Regions from separate parts of the Homo sapiens genome. Here region 1 is linked to region 2. Evidence: read pairs that join two places in POLR2A ChIA-PET (ENCODE). Cell type or tissue: MCF 10A. All regions are shown on one strand. Links, peaks and the distances in the headings refer to the core of each region. The heading gives the core; the rest is flanking DNA. Region 1 overlaps NEURL1 (neuralized E3 ubiquitin protein ligase 1). Region 2 overlaps SH3PXD2A (SH3 and PX domains 2A).

Region 1 (2,898 bases), core at 212-2,711, 160 kb after region 2:
AGAACATCAGCCTCTCAGCAGACACCAGGCAGGGGCTGGGGCAAGCCAAGTGGGAAGGATGAAGGTGAAAGCCAAGAGCATGTGGACCTGCCATCATCTTAATCCTAGCAACCTCGCCTGTCAACGTTCTCCCTTTTCCGTCCTTACCCCAACCGCTGGAGCAGCCAGGATGGCATTCTAGGGCAACAAGGCTAAAGAAGGCCATCTGGGTAAGCCAGCAGACATACTTCCCTCTTCTGTCCCCCCATCCCAAGAAGGGCCCTCTCTCCTCCTCCTCCTCCCCTGTCCCCACACAGTCTGTGATCAGCAATGTACTTCCACGGACAGAATGAGTGAGAAGCGGGTGGGACACCTCTGAGAGGCAAGGAAGCAGCTACTTAATGATTTTCTGCTGAAAGTTCCTTGGCCAGGAGGGCTGGGGTGACTCTGGCCAGGGCTCAGCCCTGCTGTACCCGGCAGCAGCTCTGAGCCAGTCCTGAGCTCCTTCTCCTAAGAACACCCTTCATGTGGCCTCCATACCCAGCTCAACTGGGGTAGTACTGCCCCGTCTAGGGTGCTTTTTAAGATACAGAAGAGCTGGCTGGCTGGACATGGTGGCTCATGCCTGTAAACCCAACACGTTAGGAGGCTAAGGTGGGAGGATCACTTGAGGCCAGGAGTTTGAGACCAGCCTGGGCAACATAGTGACATCCTGTCTCTACAAAAATTAAAAAATTAGCCAGGGCTGAGAGCAATGGCTGAAGCCTGTAATACCAACATTTTGGGAGGCCAAGGTGGACAGATCACCTGAGGTCAGGAGTTCAAGACCAGCCTGGCCAACATGGCAAAACCTTGTTTCTACTAAAAAATACAAAAATTAGCCAGGTGTGGTGGTAGGTGCCTGTAATCCCAGCTATTCGGGAGGCTGAGGCAGAGAGAATTGCTTGAACCCAGACATGGAGGTTGCAGTGAGCTGAGATCGCACCAGTGCACTCCAACCTGGGCAGCAGAGCAAGACTCCGTCTACCAAAAAAAAAAAAAAAAAAATTAGCTGGGCTTGGTATTGTGTGCCTGTAGACCCAGCTACTCAGGAGGCTGAGGTGGGAGGATTGCTTGAGCCCAGAAGGTTGAGGCTGCAGCAAGCCAAGGTCACAACCACCACACTCCAGAGCCTGGATAACAAGGCAAGACTTTGTTTCTTTAAAAAAAAAAAAAAAAAGATACAGGAGAGCTATTATTTTTTTAATGGCACATTGGCATTTGGAGCGGCCAGTGGCATTTAATCGGCAGAGGCCAAGGATGAGAAATGAACAGTTCTCGCCTAACGTGCTAGTAGCTTCCCATCTAGGAACTGAGGCCAACCCCTACTCATTTTCAGGTCACTTCCTAGAGAAACCTTCCCTGATCCCCAAGACCAAGTCAAGTTCCCCCCTTATAGCTCCCTAGTTTCTCCTTCAAAGCCTTTACCCAGAGATAATTGTTTGGGTAAGAAATTAAAGAAGTAGTGGAGAAGAACTGTTAAAGATAGCGGGGCCTCTGGCCTCCAGGAGGTGGAACGTAAACACCCACCCCTGTGGAGCGTAACCCCCCCACCGCTTAAGTGTGGGCTGCACACAGTGACTTCCTTCCAAAGAATGCAATAGAAAGGGAGGAAAGTGTAACTTTAACTGCACAATGGAGAGACCTGACAAGCACTCCCTCAGCCAGGCGCTCAAGGTCAACATCAACAGCAATGAGTCATGTTGACAGCATGTGCCGTTGATATGATGGGAAATGGCACTTTACCTCTGTGGTCTTTCACTCCAAAACCTAAAACCGCAATCTAATCATGAGAAGAACACCACAAAAATCCCAATAGAGAGACAGTCTACAAATACGTAACCAGTAATCCTCAAAACTGTCAAGGTCATCAAAAGCAAGGAAAGTGTGAGAAATTGTCACAACCAAGAGGAGGGAGACTAAGAAAACATGACAACAGGCCAGGCACAGTGGCTCCCGCCTGTAATCCCAGCACTCTGGGAGGCCGAGGAGGGCAGATCACAAGTTCAGGGGTTCAAGACCAGCCTGACCAACATGGTGAAACCCCAGCTCTCTAAAAATACAAAAATTAGCCGGGCGTGGTGGTGTGTGCCTGTAATCCCAGCTACTCAGGAGGCTGAGGCAGAAGAATACCTTGAACCTGGAAGGCAGATGTTGCAGTGAGCTGAGATGGCGCCACTGCACTCCAGCCTGGGCGACAGAGTGAAATTCTGTCTCCAAAAAGATAAATAAATAAATAAATAAATAAATAAATAAATAAATAAATAAAATACTAGCCAGGCATGATGGTGCACACCTGTAGTCTTAGCTACTCAGGAGGCTGTGGAGGGAGGATCCATTGAGCCCGGGGGGTGAGGCTGCAGTGAGCTGTGATCACGCCACTGCACTCCAACCTGGGCAGCAGAACAAGACCCTGTCTCAAAAAAAAAAAAAAAAAAAAGCCAGGGGGAGCACAGCATGAGCTCTAGCACATATATGTTAGCAATTGTGATCTCCAGATTCATTTTTATGCATTTGTCATTTTTGTTCCCATCTGCCTTCCCACTAAAGGGTAAGCTGGAAGTGGTGAGCACTCACCTATTGCATTTCTCACCGTATCGGCGTGCCCAGGAAGGTGTCTAGCCCACGGCTGATGGCCCTCAGCTGATGCTTAGTTTAACAATGAAATGAGCTCTCCCACCTACCTCTTACCGTCCCCATCAGTGCATCCCACAAACCCCAACTCTCATCCTCAGAGAACTTCAGTTCCCAAGCCCAGTGCCAGAGCCCCACCTCCCCTTGGAACTGTCACTAGAGCAGAGAAAAAGCCAAGGCCTCCCACCTGCCTCCCAGTGACTCCTGCTTATTCCTCCTCCTCTTCTCTTAGCCCTTCTTTTTCTC
Region 2 (2,898 bases), core at 221-2,720:
GAATGTGATGCTCTTCATAGCAGCTGTGGGAGCTAGAGTCGTCTCTTGCCTGCTGTAGAGGGGCCTCTGGTTAGTCTTTTGTGAAATGGAAGATAAGGGGGATGTTGTGGGCATGAAATGGGGCGGTTAATGTGCCTGGCACATCACATTTGCCAAGTCAAACTCAGGCGTGTGGGGAATGTGGCTATAGGCTGAGGCACCAAGGGGGCTGTGTGGAACTTGGAGACCCTCAGCAATTTTTGTAGCCAGGCTAGTGACATGAAGCCCCCTAGCCTTCAAGGAGATTGGCAGACATATAGTTTATGCCAGTCGCAGTGGCCTATGCCTATAATCCCAGCACTTTGAGAGACTGAGGCGGGAGGATCACTTGAGCCCAGGAGTTCAAGACCAGCCTGGGCAACAAAGTGAGACCTCAGCTCTACAAAACATAAAAAAATTAGCCGGGTATGGTGGTGTGTGCCTTTGGTCCCAGCTACATGGGAGGCTGAGGTGGGAGGATTGCTTGAATCCAGGAGGTCAAGGCTGCAGTAAGCCATGATTGCACCACTGCATTCCAGCCTGGGCAACAAAGACCCTGTCTCAAAAAAAACAAAAGTATACTAGGAATTCCCTTTGGGCTGGGGGTGGTCTGAGAAGGCTTCCTGTAGGAGGTGACTAGTCCATTTCTGGCTAGTGGATCCTTTTCACTCCTAGCTAAAAGCACATCATAGGCCGGGCGCGGTGGCTCACGCCTGTAATCCCAGCACTTTGGGAGGCCGAGGCGGGTGGATCATGAGGTCAGGAGATCGAGACCATCCTGGCTAACAAGGTGAAACCCCGTCTCTACTAAAAATACAAAAAATTAGCCGGGCGCGGTGGCGGGCGCCTGTAGTCCCAGCTACTCGGGAGGCTGAGGCAGGAGAATGGCGTGAACCCGGGAAGCGGAGCTTGCAGTGAGCTGAGATTGCGCCACTGCAGTCCGCAGTCCGGCCTGGGCGACAGAGCGAGACTCCGTCTCAAAAAAAAAAAAAAAAAAAAAAAAGCACATCATATTTTAAGTGTCTTATCCCCCCCCGCCCCCCCCCCCGCCAATAATGGTGATGGGAAGAGTTGAAGTGCAGAGGTTTAAGCAGCATCCAGTGCCACTCAGCTAGGAAGCTAAAAGGGCACCCAGCCTGTCTGCCTTCCTGCCTGGTGCCTGCTTAGCAAATGTCGTGCTGGTCCAGTGGCTGAGGAGGACAGAGAAGCTGCTTGCTCCTGGGAGTCCACCTGCCCTCCCTCTGCTGCACCCAGCTTTTGACCCCTCAAGCCCCTCAAACTGCCGGGGCCTGACCACAAGCCCCGGCACTGAAAGGCAGAGAGAAACTGAGTCAGTCTCTGCAGCCAGAGGGCCCTCTCTGGAAGCAGGGCTGGGGGCAGGCCTGAGGCTGGTCCGACTGTACCCGGCCTGGGCTCGGTGGCAGCGCCTGGGTGAGCCCGAGGGGCAGGAACGGAGCGAACTTGAGGAAAAGTTGGCGGGGGGCGGGCTGGGCTCGCCAGCCGCTGGCGCGGGGACTTTCTTCTTGGGTTTCAAGTAAACAGTCTAGGCCTCCTCCCCCTCCCCTGCCTCCACCCCCGGCTCCTCATTCGACGGGTCTCATGTGTTTCTATTTAAGGGTTGCGAGTAAACCCCAGTGATTGGCGGCCTCAAACCCTCTTGACTCCTCGCCTGGGCCTGGGCCGTGGAGAAGCTCTCTCCCGCTCTCTCCTCTCCCTCTCCCGCCCGAGGGAGCAGGGCTGCCTTTTCTCTCGGGTTTGCAGGGGTTGGGGGCAGAGGCTGGAGCCTCCTGCTTGCCTTTCCTTTGCCTCTGGCCTCAGCCCTCATGGGCCGCCCACCCGCTGGCTCGCCGCCCTCCCCGATGCCCCTGCCGGCCCGAGAGGGAGGCCGGAGAGACCCCGTCGGCCCCAGGCCTCCCCGCAGGCTCCCTCATGCCGGGCTGTGACTAACTCATCGCAGCACAAGGCTTCTTTCTGAGCTTCCTTGGCCTCCGCCTCCGCTCTGCCTCTCTCTTTCCTCCTCCTCCTGCCCGTCCCCTCCCCGGCCCCCTGGCTCCCCATGTCCCCCGGACCCCGCGGTGCAGCGGGCCGGTCTGGGGCCTTGCTATATGGCCTGTCCTTGGCGCCCTGTGAGCTGCGAGCCCCGGCTGCGGGCTGCCCCTGGGAGCGGCGCTGGCGACAGAGCAGCCACCCCCGAGGAGGCCGATGGACAGGGGGCGCCCTGGCCGCGGGGCCATGGCTGGCCGCTGGCTCACCGCGTGCTTTCTGCCCTCGCCAGGTGCCGACGCCACCGCCGAGCCCATGATCCTGGAACAGTACGTGGTGGTGTCCAACTATAAGAAGCAGGAGAACTCGGAGCTGAGCCTCCAGGCCGGGGAGGTGGTGGATGTCATCGAGAAGAACGAGAGCGGTGAGTGCCCTGGCCAATGGCCGTCCACTGGGGTTCCGGTCTGGCCCCCGGGCCGAGCTGGTTTTTGTTCCTCCCTCCTCCCCCACCGCTGCAGCTATACGTTATTTCCATCTGGCAGAGAGAGGGCCGAGGCGGCTGAAGTTTCCCCCTGTTGGTTTGGGCTGCAGGCCAGCAGTTTGCCTGGTGGTGGAAGAATGTCTCCTTGCTCGGGGTAATTAACCAGCCTGTGTTAATTGCACGTTTCAGGCACAGCGCGGGAATAAATGGCCAGCCCTGCTGGGGTCCCCGTGCCCTCGGAGGCCCGTGGGGCAGGGTGCTCTCAGCTCAGGGATGCCCAGCAACAACCACGTTCTGAGCCAGGGTCCAGGGTCCAGGCAGGACAGCCCAGCCAGCTGGTGGGGAAGGCAGGCCCTGCTGTCACCATGGGGTCCAGGGTCCCCGGGTCGCTGGCAAGTTTGTGGAAGGGCCAGGCC

Evidence for each region. Peaks named below come from ENCODE experiments on the same cell type or tissue, not always from the same donor. Only the 100,000 strongest peaks of a DNase experiment are listed, where the experiment ranks them.
Region 1: POLR2A ChIA-PET joins it to region 2 with 5 read pairs; 3 of 35 experiments call an interaction of 5 or more read pairs at or near these places.

Annotation. Positions count from the first base shown.
Region 1 is chr10:103,503,349-103,506,246 of GRCh38, reverse strand. All of the region lies in intron 1 of NEURL1 (neuralized E3 ubiquitin protein ligase 1), which reads right to left. All of the region lies in intron 2 of NEURL1-AS1 (NEURL1 antisense RNA 1), which reads left to right. Among named protein-coding and RNA genes, the nearest start is that of NEURL1, 11 kb to the right of the region's middle. RefSeq lists an enhancer at 1,461-1,755. In MCF 10A, for the core only: no CTCF peak of the experiment used is centred there; a DNase peak (open chromatin) is centred at 1,706.
Region 2 is chr10:103,660,510-103,663,407 of GRCh38, reverse strand. SH3PXD2A (SH3 and PX domains 2A) reads left to right here. Exons shown (of 15, transcript NM_001394015.1): 8 at 2,294-2,425. LOC124902495 (a long non-coding RNA gene) reads right to left here. Exons shown (of 2, transcript XR_007062276.1): 1 at 2,271-2,898. Among named protein-coding and RNA genes, the nearest start is that of SH3PXD2A-AS1, 85 kb to the left of the region's middle. In MCF 10A, for the core only: no CTCF peak of the experiment used is centred there; a DNase peak (open chromatin) is centred at 1,627.